2 separate regions of the Mus musculus genome follow, and region 2 is linked to region 1. The links are chromatin loops, found by intact Hi-C in ENCODE. Cell type or tissue: heart. All regions are shown on one strand. Links, peaks and the distances in the headings refer to the core of each region. The heading gives the core; the rest is flanking DNA. Region 1 has its middle 44 kb from the start of Gm39537. Region 2 holds the start of Morc4 (microrchidia 4).

The links. A loop is a pair of places that touch in the nucleus more often than their neighbours do. Peaks named below come from ENCODE experiments on the same cell type or tissue, not always from the same donor. Only the 100,000 strongest peaks of a DNase experiment are listed, where the experiment ranks them.
Region 2: it touches region 1 in a loop (4-fold over the local background); 3 of 42 quality-filtered maps call a loop at or near these places.

Annotation. Positions count from the first base shown.
Region 1 is chrX:140,180,988-140,186,365 of GRCm38, forward strand. No RefSeq gene overlaps it. Among named protein-coding and RNA genes, the nearest start is that of Gm39537, 44 kb to the left of the region's middle. In heart, for the core only: a CTCF peak has its summit at 2,204 (motif pointing left); no DNase peak of the experiment used is centred there.
Region 2 is chrX:139,868,490-139,873,867 of GRCm38, forward strand. Morc4 (microrchidia 4) reads right to left here and starts at 3,165. Exons shown (of 17, transcript NM_001193309.1): 1 at 2,783-3,165; 2 at 2,581-2,653. The coding sequence starts at 2,884. In heart, for the core only: a CTCF peak has its summit at 1,991; a DNase peak (open chromatin) is centred at 3,202; H3K4me3 peaks cover 1,768 bases; H3K27ac peaks cover 1,106 bases.

The DNA of each region.
Region 1 (5,378 bases), core at 234-5,233:
AACTCTGTTGTTCACCAAGTCTTTTCTGGCTCACTAGACTATATTCCCCCATACTCTAAGCTAAAAAATAAAAAAAGTAATAAAACACTTCCTTCTTTAAGCCACTTCTTTTCAAGTGTTTGGTCAGAGCTATGAAAAAAAGTAATTAAGATAAGCACCAATCTCCACTCTTCAGATGAAGCACTCAGTTCCTACCACATGGAAGAGAACTTAGTGACCTGAGAATTCCAACCCACTGCCACCTTTACATTCCTCTCTCTATCATTATCCTCGCCTTTCTGTTAGCTATGTTGGATGAATTATTCACTGTCAACAGCTTCCACTGCTTCTCCAGATGTCATTCCAATCAGCTAGGATTGAGCTCATCTGAGATCAACAGTGATTCAAAATGATAGAGCACAAAACGACAGCACTTAAGTCCTCACATATAAGAAAGAGGAAGTCTGAGGTTGATATGATGCCCGAGATTTAAAAAGCCTTCAGGATGCCAGGCTCCTCTCAGTTCACCACATCTCATGTGCATTGTCCTTGTCTTCCAGGTCCAAGATGGTATCTAGAGTTCTTATTATTGCGATCAAAATGCAGGCAGCAGGATGGAGAAGGAACAAAAAAAAGGACAAAGTGCACATGCCAATCATCTTTCAAAGGAGGTTCCTAAGAGCAGGCACAGGATGCTTCTGCGTGCATCTTCCCAGTCAGAGCCAGTTATAAAGCCACAGCTAGTAGCAAGAGGTATAATGTTTGTTATAGAAAATGGCAAGCTGACTAGGAATTGGGAATTTCATTGTTATGGGAGACAAGACAGAGAAATCTACCACACCATTCTTTCTTTCTCTCATAATGACTTTATTACTTCTCCATCTTAACACTTTCTACCAGTAATCCTTACTATCACACAGACTGATTTTAGCATTTACTATCGCCAAATAAACCATATCTTAACACCCATTAACAGCAAATATTCTCCAAAGAATTATATATATTCAAACTCCTCCTCCTCACCTCTCCAACCAACTCCAGGCTGGGTTCCATACCCATCAATTCGCTGAAAAACGATCTTGTCACAATCCCCTATAGACCTCTGTGTTGCCAAATCCAATTATCACACTTCTGTCCTGAATGTAATAGCCCTCTCACCAGCATTTGACATAGATGGTCTTTAAAATCCTTTAAAAAGTAGTTCTTTAAAACAGTTCCTGGCATAGATTTGTTAATGTCATCCTTTTACTGCTTTCTCTCTCAATGTTTTCTACTTGAATCTAAAGGCTCAAATTATTCATACTCTACCCCGAGACTTCTCCTTTTTCAAATCCTTCCTTGAGAAATTTGCTCCATTTCTATGGCCTTCAGCACCATATTTATACCAATGGCTCCCAGAAAAGACCCCAAAAGAATTCAGAAATGGATAGCCACATGTCTGAATCTTATTTGCTTATTTAAATTTGCCACTTGGATACTTACCAGACATCTCTAATATAATGCCTACAAGACAAGATTAGGGGCTTATAGTTCATCCAGTAAAAACTTGCCCTGAAAGAATGAGGATCTGAGCCAGCTGTGGTGATGCACATCTGTAATCCCAGTACTCAGGAGGCAGGAGCACCCAGGTCTCTGCGAGTTCAATGCCAGCCTGGTCTATAAACTGAGTTCCAGGCCAGATATGGCTACAGAGTGAGATCTTGTCTCAAAAAAAGAAAAGAAAACAAAAGAAAAAGGAAAGAAACATGAATTAGGGCTTGAGTTCAATCCCCAGAACCCACACAAGTAGACATAGTGGTATCTGCTTGTAATCCCAGCACTGGGGAGACACAGACCCATAGATCCTTGTGTCCTGGTCAGCCAATGCACTCAGCAAAATTCCAGGCAAATGAGAGAACCTATCAAAACATTTAGGGTAGGACTCCCCTCCTTAGTTAAACTTCTTCAAATGAGAAAAAGAAAACATACTCAGAAGTGGATTGCCTATGTGATTCCAAATTCAGTTGATAATGAAGATTAAACATCACAGTAAAGTGATCTCTTAAAAATGAGATCTGTGTTTTGCAATTTTCCCAGTCTAATTGCCTTAGTGCATGGTCTAGAAAAATGGCTAAGTGGTTAAGAGTACTTATTGCTCCTGTAAAGGATCTGGATTTAATTTCTAGCACTCAAATGGTAGCTCACAAACCATCTGTAATTCCAGTTACAGAGGATCTGGCACCCTCTACTGGCCACTATGGGCACTGATCACTCACAGTATACAGATATATTTTAACATCCTTTTGTGCTTTCTCAGTAATCAGTTAAGAAAGAAAGGCGCACATAATTTAGACCCAGGGTCTGTATGCTCCTTGGTCCATTCTTACGTCATCGGCTCTCATCCCTCCAACTTACTATGTTACACCCACATTGGCCTTTCCTGTTCACTCTGTGTGGCACATTTTTCACACTTTAAAACTTGCATTTGTAATTTTGCCTGCCTAAACTACTCTTACACTGGATTTTTCAATTGTTTGGGTGCTGTTCTGCCTTTGAATCTTTAATAAGTCTTACCTCTTTACAAAGATATTTCCCGGGGATTCATCCCATAAACAACCACCAAACCCAGACACTATTGTAAATGCCAACAAGAGCTTGCTGACAGGAGCCTGATATAGCTGTCTCCTGAGAGGCTCTGCCACTGCCTGACAAATACAGAAGTGGATGCTCACAGCCATCCACTGGACAGAGCACAGGGTCCCCAATGGAGGAGCTAGAGAAAGCACCCAAGGAGCTGAAGGGGTTTTGCAGCCCCATAGGAGGAACAACAATATGAAGTAACCAGTACCCCCAGAGCTCCCAGGGACTAAACCACCAATAAAAGAAAACACATGGTGGGACTCATGGCTCTAGCTGCATATGTAGCAGAGGATGGCCTAGTCAGTCATCAGTGGGAAGAGAGGCCCTTGTCTTGCGAAGATTCTATGACCCAGTATAGGGGAATGCCAGGGCCAGGAAGTGGAAGTGGGTGGGTTGGGGAGCGGGGGGGGGGGAGCAGGAGGGGATAGGGTATTTTTGGAGGGGAAACTAGGAAAGGGTATAACATTTGAAATGTAAATAAAGAAAAATATATATATAAACAAAGATATTTTCCTACTATTCCACCTAATGCTCCTTCTTACCATTTCATTGGTTTCCTTCAATAGCTTTATCTCAGATTTGCAAGTCCATGATGTGAAGGGGCCCCCATGTTCCTTACTGTCGTATTAGCATAGTCCCTGACACTATTACCTTCCACTATAATTAATAATAGGCATGTAATGGTTATCTGTTGAAATATGAATGAGTCTCCTCTTGATAATTGGGAAATAATAAATCGGTAGAGAGGGTCCTAGTAGGGTTAACAGTCCAAGGCTAGGAATAGAGCTAAGGTCCTCACAGAACAGATCGAGGGGATGTTGTGTGTCATGCCTGAGCCAAGATCATCTGAGGTTAAAGAATGCATCAACAATCTACAAGCACAGACGATCCTTTACTCTAGACCTCAGCAGCAGAGAAGATAAGTCACGGGACTGCATTAGGATCAAAGCTTGCAGGGCAAGTACAGTCAGGTCCAGGAATATATGTCAAAAGAGTAATAGAGATGAAAGGTAGGACCACATACTATAAGGATAAAGAATGGAGTCGGGAGTTTCAGAGGTACCGCAATTCTGGGTGGTGATGAGGTTTACAGCATGGCTAAGGCAGTGGCTGAACTGGAGCAGAGATAAAGATAACTTGAGATGAGATCCGGGTGTGCTGAAAACATTCCATAATTCCAACACTTTAGAGACTTAAGTAGGAATATGCCTGTGAGTTTGAGGCTAGCCAGAAATAACAAGTACGACCTTGTCTCAAAATACCAAACTGTTGGGAGCAGATAAAAGAAACTTATCTTAAGTACTGTCATTTTGACTTCAGACTCCATTTTACCTTAAGCTGACCAAGAGTCCATTTTACCTAAGCTCCTCTTCTAAGCAACAAGAGTTCCCCCAAACATACCACCTGTTCACCAATCATTACCCAAAACTCAATGCCCATTCCTAACAACAGAAATAAAACAAAACAAATGAAGTTGATTAGTTGGGCAAAAACACTTGCCTTCAATGTCAGTTCACAGTGATGGAACACTGGAGAAGTCCCTAATCGCAGAGTTCCGGTTGGTGAAAATTTGAACTGTAACTTGGCTCAGATGCTTTAGCCCCTGCTGAGGACTCCAGAAGAAGCAAGGCTCCTGAGTTCTCTTCTGGTGGCCCCGATCACTCAGCAACTATGCTTATTTGGTGAGAATAGTAAATAATTTTGTTGTTTCACAAGCCTACTGGTGTTTTCTCTTCCACACCTCATGGAGCACAAGGGAGATAGTAACAAAACTAAGCCAAAGCCAAGCAAAAGTAATTCTTGAGGTAAGACTAGTGGTATGAGAGACTTCTGTATGGGAACCCTAAAACTGACAGGATTGGGATCAGAGAAGTTCAACAGAACCTTCTTTAGGAATGGGATAGTAAACAGGATGCCAATAAATCAAAACGAGTGTACAGAGTAAAGAGAAAGAAAGGAATGTTGAATGAGCATAAAACTAAGACACTTGAACTGGACGTGGTAGTGCACACCTTTAATCCCAGCACTTGGGAGGCAGAGGCAGGCGGATTTCTGAGTTCGAGGCCAGCCTGGTCTACAAAGTGAGTTCCAGGACAGCCAGGGCTATACAGAGAAACCCTGTCTCAAAAAATAAAAACAAAACAAAACAAAACAAAAAACCCACTTAGGACACTAAGACATTCTAGTGTTATATCTTGCTCTCAAGTGAAGAGAAAAAGAACAATTTGCACAGAGGAGGGCTCCATGGAAGGTTTGGATGATCCCAAAAGCAGATCTGAGATGACCTTCCAATGTGTGTACATTGTTTGTTTGGGATGGGACTACAAGAAATACAAAGAAATTGAGGGATGAGACAAAGGAGGAATGGAAGCCAACAGGCATGTGCTGAAAACCAGCTACCACTGTGGGTAGCTCAAATTCAATCGTGCTGGAGAACTCTAGAAAGTGGTGTAGAATGTGCATCTCTGAAGTATCCCCCTGAGAAATAGCATACCCATAGACGTTATTGTTTCAGAGCTGCCCTAGAGAATTCTTCAAGCACCTATCACTTTTGAACTCCTGTAAGCCTAGGCAAAGAGGGCCCTGGAAGCTGGGGTGGGAAGTTCCAGCCAAAACAACACAGGTGTTAGCGATTTGGAACCAGGCTGGCCTGGGTAGAAATGATTCTTGCAATCCTTATCAAGGATTACATCCTTGTCATATGCTCAAGTGAAATCTAAACCTTCTCAACTGCACTGAAAATGTCTTCTACAGCTGATTTGGGCTAGATTCAATCCAAA
Region 2 (5,378 bases), core at 51-5,050, 310 kb before region 1:
ACTGCACTCATGCATGTGGGACACTTAGATACATGGTGAAACACTCATACTCATAAAAAAAGAAATCGTTTTTAAAAGTCATCTTTAATCCATCTGTCCTTCTGCTCTAGATGCCCTCAGGCTCTGTTGTATCTTGCTCTTCCCACTCTTAAGGTCCTTTTCTTAGTACACAAGGTTTACTCTTGCTCATTGGTATTACTGCAATTGCTTCAGAACCAGTCATTAAAATCCACGTCTCCAGCTACACTCCTGTGAGACCAACCATCCTGAAGCAGAGATCTAATCAGGACGTCTCCTTGTCAGGCTAACAGGTCAAATGCCAAGCCTCCCAGTCACATCCTGGTTCCAGCTCACCTTTCTAACCTCATTTCCTACTTGGAATTTGAAGTAAAATGACCTGTGCTTGCAGCCCAAAGTGTCACTTACTAGACATGTAACCTTAGAAAAGTACACTAATTTCCCAGACCTTTGTTTACTCAACTTGGAAAGAGAAAAAAAAATGCCACCCACTTCCAAGGCTAAAGCTACAACGTTATTTTCGAAAGCCTGTTGTAAACTCTTTAAAGGTGTACAGTCTCCTATTTGTGAACTCAGTGCTCTAATTAAATTCAAAGACCTAGAGGATATTCTTCATGGTTTTGCTCATCCAGTTGTTACTTGTGAGTGGAATGTCCCTACACTCACCATATCCACATGTCCCAACCCTTTAAATCTCTTCTCAAGTGTCCCCTCCTCTACGAAGTCTTTCTGACCCCCCTTCTGGTCCTGATAATCTTAAGTCCCTCCTCTTCTGTACGCCTGCAGCACGTGTGTGCTTCTCTTTGCACACGTCCTTTTCTACTAGGTTGCTACAGAAATGATAAAACCTTTTTACATGTTTCATCATACCTGTTAATAAAGTAGAACTTGGTCATATCCATTTTTCTACCTATCTTGGTGACCCTGTGCATAGTAGATGATTAATAAATGTTTATCAAATGAGTGATTTCCTAAAAATTCATGAGGAAGTAGAGAAAACACTTGAAGAAAAAGTAAAAAAGAAAGTTTGGGATTATCAATAAACACTCTGATGTTCCTTTTCCCTGTTAATATTTGTGACTTGGTTTTTTTTTTATAAGAAAATCTGTGTATACACATATATGTACATAATATACACACATTAGCCCAGGTCTATGTTTTTTAATTTAATGCTTTAAAAATACCATCCAGTGAGCTGAGTACAGTGGCAAGAGCCTATAATCCTAGCATTGGGAGGCAGACACAGGCACATCTTTGTGTGCTGACTGCCAGCCTGATCTGCACAGCAAATTTCAGGTCAACTGGACTACATAATGTGACGCTATCTCAAAAGAAAAAAAAAGGGAGGAAGGAAGGAAGGAAGGAAGGAAGGAAGGAAGGAAGGAAGGAAGGAGAAAAAGAAAAAACCATAGGGGAAAACCTAAACGATAGAGTCACCTCAGTCTGGAAATTCAAGCTGTATCATCAATGTTACTTTCCTCCTGAACTTTCTAGAAAGCAATCAGCAACCTACTCTATACCATTTGGGCTCATAGCCAAACTAATCATCAGAATCCTCCAGCACCTTCCAAATAACTCTTCTGACTCTTCCTGTGGCTCACCGACATCTTTAGGAAAACAAGTCTCCTGGCATGGCCACAGTGGTGGCTTACGTCCCCACTGGGGTTCATTCATGTGGCTCTGAAACCATTTTCAAGAGTCTTGTTCTGTGCTAACTAGCCATATAAATCTGTCTTCCTTCTTTCAGTTTTTGAAATATTTATAATGTGCTTGCTCTGCTGCATTTTGCGCAGAACTGCTTTTCATCTTTGCCTTTTGAACAGTACATTAGTGCAGAAGCGATGCACTCAGCTCTAAGGAATCAAGTGAATTTTTTTCCTTTTTTTTTTTTTTTTGAGCGAGCACCGGTGCACCCAGAGGTTAAGTCCTTAAGGCCTCCGTATTCATTCCAGCGGTGTGAGGGCGCTCGTGGACTACGGACCCAGCCCTCTGCAGTCTCCGGGAGCCAAATGCACTCGTGTCATCATCTAAGAGATGGCCCATCATTCCTAGACTTAAGTCTCTAAAGTTAAAGAAGTCATTTCCAGATCTTTCCAACTACTCTACAGGGCCCTCTGCACTGTTCCTTTGCCAGCCTGGGGCCCTCTGTCGGTCGCCAGCCTTGGTCAAATCCAGTCGCTTCGGGGCCCGATATTTTTATGCATTGCTCTTTGATTATTAACTAAGAATCCTAAAGTGACTGGAACATCACGATCCAGACAGAACAACAGCGCGGGAACCCTACCAAACTCTTAGTACACACCTCGCTTCCTCGGCTTTCCAGGCACGATCTAGTCCCGTCGCCCCCCTACCCCACCCCACCCCACCTCACCCTACCCCATCCCACCCCACCCTACCCTCCCTGTCCCCCTCCCTAAGAGATCACGGTGGCCGAGCTCCCCCAGCCCGTCCCGAGAGGACCCGCCCCACGCGCCTCGTGCATTCCTCTTGCGTCCACCGCACCACGCTGGCACCTCTGCCTCGGGCTTGCGACCCGCCACCCGGCCCGCCCTCGTCACTCACCTAGCAGCTCCGCGATGGCACTGAAGGGTCGCGTGTGGCTGCTGGAGTTGCTCTGGAGGTAGCGGGGGCTCATCTGGGGGCGAGAGAAGGTTCCGTCCCGCGTGAGGCCTCAGCTCGCCCAGCCCTCCCCGCGCGCCCCCCGCAGCCCTGGGACCCGGGCGCGCTCGCGCGAGTCCGTCCCCTCGGGGGCCCCCGGACCTACCGTGCTCAGGCGGATCCTGAAGGCCTGCGGGACGCTGCCCGCCCGGGCCAGTCCGCCTCCCGGCGTTCCGGGGCCCGCAGGGGCCCCTCGGTACAGGAGCATTTTTTTGGCCGCCAGGATACCGGTTTGCTGCTGCCGGACCCCTGGGCCGGCTGTCCCCGCACTAGATCGCGCTGTCCCCCGACTCGCAGCTGGCGGTGGCCGTCCCGGACTGGCCCTCTCTCGTTCCCACTCGCAGCTGGCAGAGGCGGGGCGCGCTGCAGCCACCTGTCCCCAGCGGGAGGGGTGAAGCCGGAGGAACCCAGCGTCTGCCCGCCCCGCCTTGTCAGCACCTCTCCTGACCCACCGACTGCCAGGGCTGCCCCTGGGCCGTACAGAAATATGGCGATCTCCTGACAGACGCTCCTCCATCCCCGCCCCTAATTAATTCTTGGCGTTTGCCATAGGCCAGGCGGCCGAGCGGGAAAGCGCGAGGGGAGGGGGGATGGCGGTGCGTGGGGAGGGGCGGGAATGTGGCAAGAGGAGGGAGAGCGTGCATGGGATTTCTGGAGTCCCACTTAGGCTTCATGACTAACAGGCAGGATAAGACAAGTCTTTGAATTTCGAAGGACTGCAGTTTTGCTATCTGGGAAGATAGGCTGGAGCTAAGGGGAATTATTCCCACTAGCTACTTCGAAAGCTTATGGAAGCACCAGGAACTTTCTAGAATGCAATTGGCAAACGGCCTACCGATCCTTCAAACCGGCAGGGAGACTTTATAGTAGGAGAAACTGAATTTACTCGCTGCAAATAGGGGGTTGGTTATGTTATAGGATGCGCATAAAGTAATATGCAGCTTTGTGTGTTTGTGCTCTTGGGGGCGCATCGTTTGCACACCACTGACATTTGAAGGCCTGGTGTCTCTGGGACTGCGGTTCCAAACTCACACAGCCATGCTTTTTCAACAGTCTTTAAAATTATTGCGCTTGCTTATTTTGTGTGATTGTGTGTCTGTGTGCACGTGTGGCGATCAGCACACAATTTGAGGGAGTTAAGTTCTCACCTTCCACCTTCTGTAAGTTTGGGGTTCTCAGGTCTTGTGACAAGCACCTTCATCCCTGAGCCATTTCCCTGCCCCTATATTCCACTTTTAAAGGGCATGCCTGCTGTGAGTCTACATTTACCTGTGCTGTGGAGTCATCATGTAGTGTTGACAGCAAACCCAGGTCCTGGAAGGGCACACTACGCAAGCACCCCTACCACCATTATCACTACTCCCAACCCTGTGAGCACTGGGGTTGCAGTCATTTTTATGTGGGTGCTGGGGATCTGAACTGGGGTTCTCAGACTTGTATGGCAAATGTTTTACCAACTGGGCCACTTCTCCAGACTCCTTTTTCTGTGTGTGTGTGCGCGCGCGCACGCAGGTGTATATGTGTTCTTATGGGTGGCGAGGTTTTCACGTGTCCATTTGTACATGGAAGCCAAAGGTCATCATCTTGTTTGTTGAGACAGGGTCTTTCAACAGCCTAGAAATCACTAAGTAAGCATGGGGTGATTAGCCAGCCAGCAATCTGCTTATTTCCGTCTCTCTCGGTGGTGGTGGTGGTGGTAAGGATTACAAAAGGACACTAACCCTGGCTTTTTCCTTTTTTTTTTTTTTTTTAAGAACACGAGGTCTGGGGATTGAACTTAGGTCCTTTTCCTTGCACAGCAAGCGCTTTCCCAACTGAGTGATTTGTTTTTGAGACACTCATTACCTAGCTCAGGCAGGCCTCTGGCTCTGTATCTTCCTTCCTCAGCATATGCTCAGACATCAGGGAGGGCCCCCACGCCCAGCATTACATTTATCTTCTGTTTGTAACGAAAACGTTTTTCAAAAACGTCCAGCTATAGATGCCTTATTGATGGGTAAAGTACCAGCCTTTAGTCCTTCCAGCAACTTAAGCTGCTGGCCACCTTCTACGGATGACTGCCTTACTCAACCACTTCCCAGTTTCCCTGTTATTAGACATTTAAGTTAAATGTAAAAATGTAAGTTGTAGCCATTGTGACTAACATGAGTGAAGATGTCTCTTCTTCTATAGTGATGCCATTTCCTTTGGATATGTATACTGAATGGGGATTTCTAGATAATTCTGTGTCTGGTTCTAGGTAATTCTATGTTTAAATGTTTTGAGGAAGCTCCATACATTTTTTTTTCATAATGGATGTACTAATTTGCACCCGCAACAACAGTTCGTAAAGGCTTCCTTTTCTCTACATCCACACCGGCAATTGTTTTCTTTCTCATTTTGTCATTTTTAACTAGAGTGAGGTGTTGCCACATTATGATTTTCGTTTCTGCCATACTGAGCGTTTTGAGTACACGTGTCTAGGATTGGGTCTTGTCCCTCCATCACCAAACTATGTCTCTCTCTCCAGCTCAGTTTTTATCCTTTATTTTGTGATAGATTCTCATTGAGGTTCCTGGACTGGCCTTGAAATTACTTTGTAGCCCAAGAAGGTTAAACATGTATTCATCCTTGTCAATATTCCAAGTAGCTGGAGTTAGTTACAGGCCTGCACCATCAAGCCCCAATGAGCATGTTGAAATAATGTATTGGCTTTTTGTATG